Regions from separate parts of the Homo sapiens genome. Here region 1 is linked to region 2. The links are chromatin loops, found by intact Hi-C in ENCODE. Cell type or tissue: tibial artery. All regions are shown on one strand. Each heading gives the region's core, and the rest is flanking DNA. Links, peaks and the distances in the headings are about the cores only.

What was found. A loop is a pair of places that touch in the nucleus more often than their neighbours do. Peaks named below come from ENCODE experiments on the same cell type or tissue, not always from the same donor. Only the 100,000 strongest peaks of a DNase experiment are listed, where the experiment ranks them.
Region 1: it touches region 2 in a loop (2.5-fold over the local background); 19 of 110 quality-filtered maps call a loop at or near these places.

The regions. Positions count from the first base shown.
Region 1 is chr2:215,840,407-215,846,093 of GRCh38, reverse strand. LINC00607 (long intergenic non-protein coding RNA 607) reads left to right here and starts at 2,558. Exons shown (of 10, transcript NR_037195.1): 1 at 2,558-2,768. In tibial artery, for the core only: a CTCF peak has its summit at 2,475; a DNase peak (open chromatin) is centred at 2,333; H3K27ac peaks cover 2,888 bases.
Region 2 is chr2:215,442,190-215,447,876 of GRCh38, reverse strand. No RefSeq gene overlaps it. Among named protein-coding and RNA genes, the nearest start is that of FN1, 9.0 kb to the right of the region's middle. In tibial artery, for the core only: no CTCF peak of the experiment used is centred there; no DNase peak of the experiment used is centred there.

The sequences.
Region 1 (5,687 bases), core at 383-5,382, 400 kb before region 2:
CGAGGGAGGGATGTTAAATGAATTTCCTCCCAGGAAACTCTAGAGGAGGATTACAGTAAACATGCACAATTTCAGATGAGGGACAGCTCCCTGAACTCAGGGCTAAAGGCGCCCACGGAGCCTTGGATGGAAACTTCAGGATAAGGCAATGGTTTCTGTGCCTTCTAATTTCCTGGAAGGAATCACTTTGAAGTTGTCGTTTCTGAAAGTGTCAGTTACATCCAGCTAACATGATTATTAGATACAAAACCAAAGGCCTTTCTTCACTCTATTGGAAAGAGTCATTTTTGCAGGTTTGGAAGTTGTCATTTCCACATGGACAAAAGATAGAGTGCTAGATTCTAGCTATGAGGGGAGGCGAGAGATTTGTGCTAAAGAAAAACCTCTGTAATGGCATTATTTTTTCTAGAAGGTGAGTTTTCTTTGATCAACAAATATACTGCTTCTGGGACAATGATATCTCAATTACTCCCCAGATATTTTCTGACACAGCTGCCAGAGCTGGCAGAATTTGAGGTGGGTGAACTCCCCCCATCCCTGTCCTCACTACTTACAGTAGCCCATATTGAACTTGCCTCATTCTGCTCTCTTCTGCTGTTTATGAAACCCATTTAGCGCTTAATTACACATTGCCTAGAACCACTGCCTGTATTAGGCAGAGCTCTTTCAGGCAAGAGTCAGGAACCCAAATTAACCTACTTCAGAAAAAAAGAGAATGTATTTGTTCACGTAACAAAAAGTCCAGGGGGTAGTTGATATCAGGCACATCTAGATCTTGGGACTCAATTGATGTGGCCAGGATTCATCACTTCTCCTAAGCTGCTTCTCCTCTATGGTTTGACTTAGGCAGGCTCTTGCCATGTGTTAGCAAGATGGCCCCAGAAGAAAGATCCTCTTTCATAAAAGTTCCAAAAATGGAGTTGATTAGCATTCATGGAAAGTTTAATATGTACCAAGCATGGTTTTAAGCACTTTGCCTTTATCGTCTTACCTAAACTGTCTCACCATCCTATGGCTAGAAATTATTTTCCCAATTTCCTACCCAAGAAACTGGAGCCATCAAAGAGCAGATAACTTGCCAAGTTCTTACACCTGGTAATTAGTGAAGCTAGGATTTGAACCCAGGTAGTCTTCTGCTTAACTACTATACTGTATTTGAATCTACTCATATTGGGTTGGTTTGGATTATATGCCCATCCCTGGGCCAATTACTGTGGCCATGGCTGGGATGCTCTGACTGGCCAGGCTTGGATCGCTGTTTACTCGTACACTGAACATAGGTTCAATTCTACCCAAAACAAGTGGACTGAGAGTGGAGGAGACATGTGTTTTCCCGAAGGGAAACCAGAAGGGAAAACAGATTCTGTGCAGAACAAATCATGTGATGTCCACTACACTGTCCATTGTTTCACATGTGTTGGTTTCCTCTAATAAGAGAAACATATAACCCAACATTGGGTACACATTAGATGTTGAATGATTGATTCATTGATGAACTATTCTTTTAGAGAGACGGATTTTGAGGTTAAGTAAATGTTCTTTGTTTTTTTTGATATGGGGTCTTAAGGCTCTGTTACCCAGGCTGGGGTGCAGTGGTGCCATCTTAACTCACTGTAGCCTTGACCTCCTGGGCTCAAGTGATCCTCATGCCTCAGCCTCCTGAGTAACTGGGACTACAAGTGCGGGCCACCACATCTGGCTAATGGTTTTTTGTTTTGTTTTGTTTTGTTTTGTTTTTGTAGAGATGGGGTCTTGCTATGTTGAACTCCTGGCCTGAAGCGATTCTCCTGCTTTGGCCTCCCAAAGTGCTGGGGTTACAGGCATGGCTACCATGCTCATCAAGTGGCTCTTGTTGAACTTGTAATATGTTATGCTTCTGGCAAAAGAACTGGAGATAAAAAGTGTTAAGTCACCATTGATTTCACAGTGGATCATTTTAGGGACCATGAGCTTGTTGCCCAGAATTCTGTAGGAACATTTCAAATGCCATATTTGTACATATCTAAGTGACTATCTTAGTATGCAATATGAGGTTTTCTAAAATGTCTATAAGCAAGCCAATATAGTGAACAATAACCTCACTATGTTTCATTTAAGAAATTCATGGGAAAAGACCTATGGAAGGTGAAGGGAGGAATTGTCGGGCTGTCAGGGGAAAGAGTGAAGAACTGTGGAATGAGCTCCCTGCCTGGGGCCAGGAGGAGGGCTGGGTAGTACAAGCTGGGATGGAGTGAGGGGGAGACTCAACAGTAGCCTAATACTGAAGTGGAACTTCATGTTCTGAAAGCAAGTTGGCTGTGTGACTTGGTTTAGTCACTGGCTGCCAGAAGAACCATGATGAGTAATAGAGGTGGAAATATGACACACTGGCAGATGGAGGCCGACAGGAATGCCACCACTCCATTCACTCATGTTCCATCCAGCAAATGAAGTATCACGAGCACACGCCAGAGGAACCAAATTCTCTAGGGTGAGTCAGGTATAGCTTTTTGAAGAGGTGACCTTTAAACTGAGACTAAAGACAAGTAGGATTTTACTAAATGAATAGGATTTTACTGAATCCAGGAATTGGAAGGAAAAGAAAACAGTTCTCTATTCATGCTAGTTAACTAATCAATTCAATATGTATTAACTGAGCACGCTACATGCTAGGCACTCTTCTAAGTGCAGGGGAGACAGCAGTGAAGAAAGCAGACAAAGTCTCTGAACTCCTGTGTCTTCTATTCAAATGGGGAAGATGAACAATGAACAGATAACACAAATAGAAGGTATGTCAAATGAAAATAAGTACAATGTTGAAAAATAAATCAGATTAAGTAAGGAAAGTAGGGAGTGCTTGGGAAAGATAGTGTTATTTTGTGCAAGGTGGTTGGAGAAGTTCTCTCAGAAGGTGATGGTTGAGCAGAGACCCAAAGGAGGTGAGAGAGTGAACCATGAGCCTATCCTAGGGAAGAGTATTCCAGGCAGAGGGAGCAGCTGGAGGAAAGATCCAGAGGTGGGACATGATGGTGTTTGAGAAACACACCCGTGGGAGCAGAGTGAGAGGAGGGAGAGTGGTGGTGGTACAATAAGTACTTTTAATGGGAAAAGAAGTGGGGGCCAGAGGATGCATGGTCCTAGACACGACCTGAATGCCTTTGGCTTTCATTTTGAATGAGATGAGAAGCCAGTGGAAGATTTTGAGCAGGTAGGCTACAGACGTGACCTGTCTTATATTAAAATATAAAGGATTGCTTTGCTTGCCATGTTGAAAATTTACTATAGAGGGGCAGGGATGGAAGCTGGGAGACAGTTTGGAGGCTAGAGCAGTAACCCAGGAAACGAGCATGGTGGCTTGGGTCATGGTGGTGGCAGTGAGTTGGTGAGAGGTGATGAGATCCTGGTTGTATTTTGAAGGCAGAGCCAGCTGGACTTGCTGAAACAAGCTGTAAGAGAAAGAGAAAGGAGTCAAGAGTGGCTCCAAGACTGACTTGAAGAAATGGAAGGAAGACCATTGTCATTTGCTGAAGTGGGAAAGGCTGTGGGAAGAACAGGTTTGAGAGGGAAGATCAAATCAATTTTGAACATGTAATTTCAAGACGCCTGTTAGACACCCAAGTGATTGGTTTCTGGACTGCCTGCCTTCTAGTTGTGGATTTTGGGAAGATGAAAACAGTGCTTCTGATCATCTCTGACTCTAGCACTTAAGAAACTGACATACATTAGGAACTTAACAAATTTTGTTCAGGGCTTGTATGAATGAATAATGGGAGATAAGATTGGAAAGGAAACATAGTGCCAGAACATGAGGGGCCTTTATTGGATGGGGAATGAGGGGCATTGAGGTTTTCCAGTAAGGCAGTAACATGGTCAGTGCTGAGACACAGGAAGACAGGGGAAGACTTACCTGGTAGGTGTCCCATCCTGCCACCAGCCCATTCAGAAACCTGCCACCACCAAAGAGCTGCACTCTCAGAACCTTCCTTTCAGTCCCAAACTTTCTTTTATTTTCTTTTATTTTTTATTTTTTTTGAGACGGAGTTTTGCTCTTGTTGCCCAGGCTGGAGTGCAGTGGTGCTATCCCGGCTCACGGCAACCTCTGCCTCCTGGGTTCAAGCAATTCTCCTGCCTCAGCCTCCTGGGTAGCTGGGATTACAGACATGCACCTCCACACCCAGCTAATTTTGTATTTTTAGTAGAGAAGGGGTTTCTCCATGTTGGTCAGGCTGGTCTCGAACTCCTGACCTCAGGTTATCCGCCCACCTCGGCCTCCCAAAGTGTTGGGATTACAGACGTGAGACACCGTGCCCGGCCTGCTCCTGAATTTTCTATTGTTTTGACTGGCAGAAGCCTGACAACACACTTATAGCTCTATAGCCCTTTGGACTAGGTGTTCAGACCAGGGTTTCCCTGAACTTGAGTCTTGACTTCCTTTAGCAGATAAGTTTATTGCAGCTGTACCCAAGTTGCAGCCCTGTGGAATCCAAGCCTTGTTTCTGGCTGCTTAGCCAGGCCGCTGCTTGACCTGAGGGGCATCCAGATGTGTGGATGTGTGGAGGGACAGGACAGGAAGGAGAAGGGAGGGAGGGAGAGGCCAGCTGCTGAGGTCACAGGGCCACAGACCCTGCCGGGCTGGCAGGAATGTCCAGAAGAGAGTACAGACTTCTTACAGAAGGAAGGAAGGAAAGCAGGTATACTGACATTGATTTGTTCCATTTATTTTGAGTATTACACATGATCATAAACTTTTATCACATGATAAATTTTGCACTGAACATTATTTCAGTTGATTCTTTATGAGCTCTAAACCCTTTACAATTTTTCTTCACGTGGACTTTTCTTCCCAGTAGGATTCTCACAGATAATTTTTCACAATCAGCTCTTTTTCATTTGCTCTGTGTGATGTTATCTTGAATAATGAATAGCCACACAGACTCAAGGAAAGTACATTTTGAAGATAATATTTCATTTTTTCTTTGCTTGTAAAAAAAAAAAAAACAAACAAACCTCACAAAACAAAAAACCCTAAACCTATAACCTTGTTTGGTAGTAAAAATAATTTGAAGACAATAGTTTATGTCACCCAGTAGAGAGATTGCTTTACACTTTTCTTAATACAGTATTCATTCATTTGTCATTTATTTCAATTTTTGTCTTTGTGGTTATTTTTACCCTTCCTCTTTTCAGTTTCACCTCAACTCTTGGCAGCTTGGTCAATCAGCAAAAAAGTCTGCAGGTGGGATCGGTGGGCAGTAGGTCTTAAGAAATCCACACAGGGTTGATAATGCTTTAGAAATAATCTAGAGCTGGCCGGGCACAGTGGCTCACACCTGTGATCCCAGCACTTTGGGAGGCCGAGGCAGGTGGATCACCTGAGGTCAGGAGTTCGAGACCAGCCTGACCAACGTTGTGAAACCCTGTCTCTACTAAAAATATGAAAATTAGCTGGGTATGGTGGCAGGTGCCTGTAATCCCAGCTACTCAGGAGGCTGAGGTAGGAGAATTGCTTGAACCTGGGAGGCGGTGGTTGCAGTGAGCTGAGACCACACCACTGCACTCTAGCCTGGATGACAGAGTGAGACTCCATTTTTTTTTTTAAAGAAATAATCTAGAGCAGAGCCATGCTCTGCTGTGCACAGTGGTCTCCATGAGGGACCCTCAGAGTTCCTGATTCAGTCTGGGTCTCGAGGTCTGGACATCTGCATTTT
Region 2 (5,687 bases), core at 247-5,246:
CTTACACTTCTCAAAACCAGAAGTCCAAAATCAAGATGTCAGCAGTGTGGGTTCCTTCTGAAGGTTGTGAGGAAGAATCTATTCCATGCCTCTCCTCCAGCTTCTGGTGGTTTGCGGTAAATCTTCGTTTCTCCTTGGCTTGTAGATGCCTCACCCTGATCTTTATCTTCATCTTTCCTGGCATTCTCCCTGCCCGTGTGTCTGTTTCCCTCTCTTATAGGACAGCAGTCATATTGGATTGGGATCCACCCTGATGTACGTGTTTTAACTTGATGACCTCTTTAAAGATCCTATTTCCAAATCAGGTTACATTCTGAAAGACTGGGGGTCCAGACTGAATTTGGGAGGGACATCATTCAAACCATAACAGTTCTCTTAGCAGGTGCTCAAGAATATTTAACGGAAGACTTGAATTTATTATTTAAAAACAAATGGTAAAATATTATGGGAGTTTAGCTTAGAAGCTAAAATTCTGCGTGGAGTTTATGGAAAGCTAGGAAAAGAGAGGAAACTCGAAAGTAGAATTGCAAATACCAGGGCAAAGCTAGTAAACAAATCACATGCAGTCAGCAGGAACAGAGCAGCTGAGCAACTAGGCATGTAAGGAAGGTAGTGCATCATACTGGTTACTATGAAAGCTGGGCTGCTGTAACAAAGCTGCTCAGTAACACAGGGCCTTCTACAATAAAGGAGGGTGTCTACTTCTCATGCAACAGTCTCAAAGTGAATGGCTCATGTCAATAGTCAAGGTCTGCTCTTCATGATAATTCAGGTCCCAAATTTTCCCAAGGCATTTTGATCATCTACATGGTTAGAAGCTGGGTGTCCTCTGTGTTGTGTATTTCAGCTAGTGGGAATGAACAAGGGAATCTGGAGGAGTGACGTTATTAAACTAAGGCACAGAACCAGAGTTGGGATAGATCGCTTCTTCTCACAGTCCACTGATGAGGAACTATTTCTATTGCCATGCCTAACTACAAGGGAGACTGTAAAATTTAGCCTAACTGTGTACAATGGGACTAACTGTGAAAGAAGAGAATGGATCTGTGTGGGCAACTAGCAGTCTCCACCACACAACTTAAAAAACTTCAAATGGTAGAAAGAAAAAAAAAAGTCTTTCTAAAAGGAATTAATTTAGTGCCTACAATCAAAGAGTTTACAGTACTGTTGGGGAAAAAAGAATCAATATAAAATTTTTGAAAGAGCTATAATAATATGCTGGCCTGTGTGGAAAAAAAAAAAAGTATAGGTAAAGTCAAAATGAGGAGAAGAAAAATACCAGATTGGGCCATAAGAATTAGAAAAGGCCCATGATCATTAATCTTGCCACTAATAATCATCATCTTTCTGTTGGTTTTCTCACTTTTACACAGAGATAACAATCACCATCAGTGACAACTTCTCACAGAACATAATTTATATCACCTTATTTACATACTAATTATATTAAATGATAATAGATCTCATAATTATCTACCAATTAACTTAATAACTATTTAATTCAACACATAAAAAAGCCATGGTTTTAGCATTTATTTCCTGTGATGTCTTTTCCCCCATGAGTTTGAGATTAAACTTTTCTTCAATTTTACTCTTTGATATCTTGTTCCAAAAAAATAAAATTTCTTTCCAAAGCTCAGACTGATAGAAAAGGATTTAATGCTATATAAGCTAAAAGGAAATATTAAAACAACAGTCAAAATATATGTAATAAGTGGAGAGGGGTGGTGTAAAAAAAAGAAAAAAGAAAAGATAAAATGTACGTAATAGAAAATTGTCAAAAGTATGTCAATACTTGTCAAATTGTATACAGGTATGTGGGGCTTATGAGATGGCAATTATATCTCAATAAACCTGTTTTAAAAATCTGAAGGGAACATTTCAGAGAAAATTGTGTGGACATGTTATTTAATTTTTTAAATCTTGAGTCATTGCCCTCTTAATTACCTATAGGAGAACAACCAGAACCACAATTTGCTAAGCTATTTTAACTGTTTGTCTAAGTTGTAACTTTAAGCAACATTAATTGGTCCGCCATTAAAACTTAAATTTGAAAGACAAGAATAGATAATTAAAAAACAAAAATTTTCGTTAGTGAAGGAAAATACCTTCTAATTTAATACTTGTGTCCTTAAGTTGAAAAACTAAGTTCCCCAGAGAAGTTTTAAAAATATCAGTGCAAACTTGGTTTTCTAATTGTAATTCCATAGTATATTTACTTTATATTGTTCTTCAAAACTGAAATGTGTTTACAATTTGGGTCTATAAATATTTATATTATTTTGCTTTAAAACTTAATTGGACAAAGAAAATGGGAAGATTAACTTAATGTGTAAGTTGGTAAAGTATCAGGAATCTTTCAAGAATTTATTGTCTGCCAGGTGTGGTGGCTCACATCTGTAATCCCAGCACTTTGAGAGGCTGAGCCGGGTGGGTCACTTGAGGCCAGGAGTTCAAGACCAGCCTGGCCAAACACAGCGAAACCCCAACTCTACAAAAAAAAAAAAAAAAAAAAAAAAAAAAAGAATTTATTGTCAACTGACAAAAATGTGACCATTTCGCTGTAAAAATAGAAGATAAATTATCAAATATCTTTAAGATGAGCTGTAGTGAAATACTGCTCATATATAACTAACAAAAATATTATAATCACTTTTAAATTCAAACAAGCCAAAATTAATGGATTCTCTAGTTTTTGAAAAATAAGTAATGTAAGTTGAGGCCAGGTGCAGTGGCTCACACTTGTAATCCCAGCACTTTCGGAGGCCAAGGCGGGCAGATCATTTAGGTCAAGAGTTCGAGACCAGCCTGGCCAACATGGTGAAACCCATCTCTACTAAAAATACAAAAATTAGCTGGGCGTTGGGGTGGGCACCTTTAATCCCAGCTACTGGGGAGGCTGAGGCAGGAGAATTGCTTGAGCCCGGGAGGTGCAGGCTGCAGTGAGCTGAGATCATGCCACTGCACTCCAGCCTGGGTGATAGAGTGAGACTCAGTCTCAACAACAACAATAATAATAATAGTAATAATAAGTAATTGTTAAGTAGAAAAATCTATAGAATACTATCAGTTTCAATGCATTCCAGAAACAGTTGTGTTCCCTAATATCACATTTTATTCTATGAATAAAGATATGACAGATTTTTGTTTGGTTTTGACAGAAAGTCTCTATAAGGCATAAGTGATACTAGTCTACCAGGTCTGTCCAAGGTTTTCTTTCTTGAGAAGGAATTTGTGTACACTAATATTGTGAACACCTAGGAATTTACCACATGCTGAACTAGAGCGGATCTGAATAAGCTTTCCTCGACTTTACATGCTCTCAGCTAGATTATTTCATATCTAAAATGAATTTAAAGGCAAAACTTACATTTTTACATGTGTGAAAAATATATAAAAACCTTTAGCTTTTACATATATTGCATTTGTAGATTTAAGAAGCACTTTAAAAGATGAATCTCTTTCTGATGTGCCCCGATCTCAACTTCTTTGCGTGAACCAAATTACCTGGACAAAATCAAATTATTTCCAAGACAGTTAAGACGTCGACATGACCATGCGTGGTGGCTCACACCTGTAATCCCAGCACTTTGGGAGGCCAAGGCAGGAGGATCACTCAAGCCCGGAAATTTGAGACCATCCTGTGCAACATGGCAAAACCCCATCTCTACAAAAAATACCAAAACTTTGCCGGGCATGGTGGTGTACACCTCCTATAATCCCACCTACTCCGGAGGCTGAGGTAGGAGGATTGCCTGAGCCTGAGAGGTGGAGTTTGCAGTGAGCCAAGATCTTGCCACTGCACTACAATCTGGGCGACAAAGTGAGACCCTGTCTAAAATATCATAAATTTAAATATAAAATTCTGGTTTCTTTTCTCCGTCATTGTATGATGACTATGTCATTTGCTTCTATCATCTGAGCGTTTTACTTTGGGAAAGATAGAGTGTTAAAAGCGCATGCATTCAGTAGAGAGAAAAAAATAAGACCATGTAAGTCATGGGAAATACAAAGAAATCACAGCATGATTAATACTAGTTGCTAAGTTTGGAAAAGAATTCGTGTGTCCTAAGTCTATTCTGCTATAATTTAAGACTTAAAACTATGGGGTGGACTGCTCATGTCATCATTGGATGGTTAGAATCTGGATCGTCGCTGGGCATGGTGGCTCATGCCTGTAATCCCAGCACCTTGGGAGGCCGAGGCGGGTGAATCACCTGAGGTCAGGTGTTCAAGACCAGCCTGGTTAAAGTGGTGAAACCTCATCTCTACTAAAAATACAAAAATTAGCTAGTCGTGGTGGCGCATACCTGTAAGGCTGAGGCAGGAGAATCGCTTGAACCCGGGAGGTGGAAGTTGCAGTGAGCCAAGTCACGCCGTTGCACTCCAGCCTGGGGAACAAGAGGGAAACTCCATCTTAAAAAAAAGAAAAAAAAAGAATCTGGATCCCCGGGGTTTTAGCAGAAAATGGAATTAAAATGATTTCCATCGGGAGAATTTTGTGAAAGCACTGTTACCCCAGTGTGGGCATGACCAAGGAATAAAAAAGGGATGCTGAGGTTCCCAGGGACTAGCAATGTAGGCAGTTTGTCACTCCTACGGCTGCCATCATGGGGAAGGAGCCAGCGATAGCTGGAGCCTTGGAGGACCAAAGCCTGGGGAGGACTGCTGTCCTAGAGCAATGTTTCTCCCTTTTTCTTTTATGTATTAATGCCCTACCTTATACAACCCTCCAGGAAAGAAATGAAATTTAAAGTCTATCTAATATGATAAATTCATGGCCAGGCATGGTGGCTCATGCCTGTAATCCCAGCTCTTTGGGAGGCCGAGGCGGGCGGATCACCTGAGGTCAGGAGTTCAAGACCAGCCTGGCTAACATAATGAAACCCCGTCTCTATTAAAAATACAAAAATTAGCCCAGCATGGTGGCTCATGTATGTAGTTCCAGCTACTTGGGAAGCTGAGGCAGGAGAATCGCTTGAACCCGGGAGGCAGAGGTTGCAGTGAGCCAAAATCTTGTCCCTGCACTCCAGCCTGGGTGACAGAGCAAGATTCTGTCAAAAAAAAAAAAAAAAAAGTGTTAAATTCACAACTAAGGAATAAAATTTTTATTAGGTAGGGTTGAAATTTTTTAACCACTCCCCTTCTACCCCAAGAACCCACTTTTACCCTCTTGGGGCACTGTTGCCCCATTGATAATGCAGGTCCTAGGGAAAGGCAGCTGCCACTAGAACTCTGGCACTGAAGCCAGAACAAGGAGGGAGTGGGCAGGAACAACTCTCATCTCCGTCCTCTGTCCTCCAGCAAACAGAGGAAGCAGCCCCGCAGTTCACAGGGTCAGGCCCAGGGCCCAGAAGCAAGGCAGAACGATCTAGAGGAAGATAAAAAGTAACTGCCTGAGAGTGTTTCCAACGTTCTTTTAACATATAGGGCAAAGTCTCTTTGGGGAAAGCCATGTATGTCTTCGGTAAGAGCAAGAATTTTGTGTCAGGAGGACCGTGATTTCAATTTCAGCTCTGTCCCTTTCTTACAGCATAAGCTCTAGGACCATCTTTCAGCTCCGAGCTTCAGAGAGTAAAATGGCACTATTGATATCTACTTCTGGCAGTAGCTTTGAAGATAAAATAAAATAGCATATGCAGAGCACTTAGCACTGTGCCTGGCTGGATAGTCACTGAATGTGAATC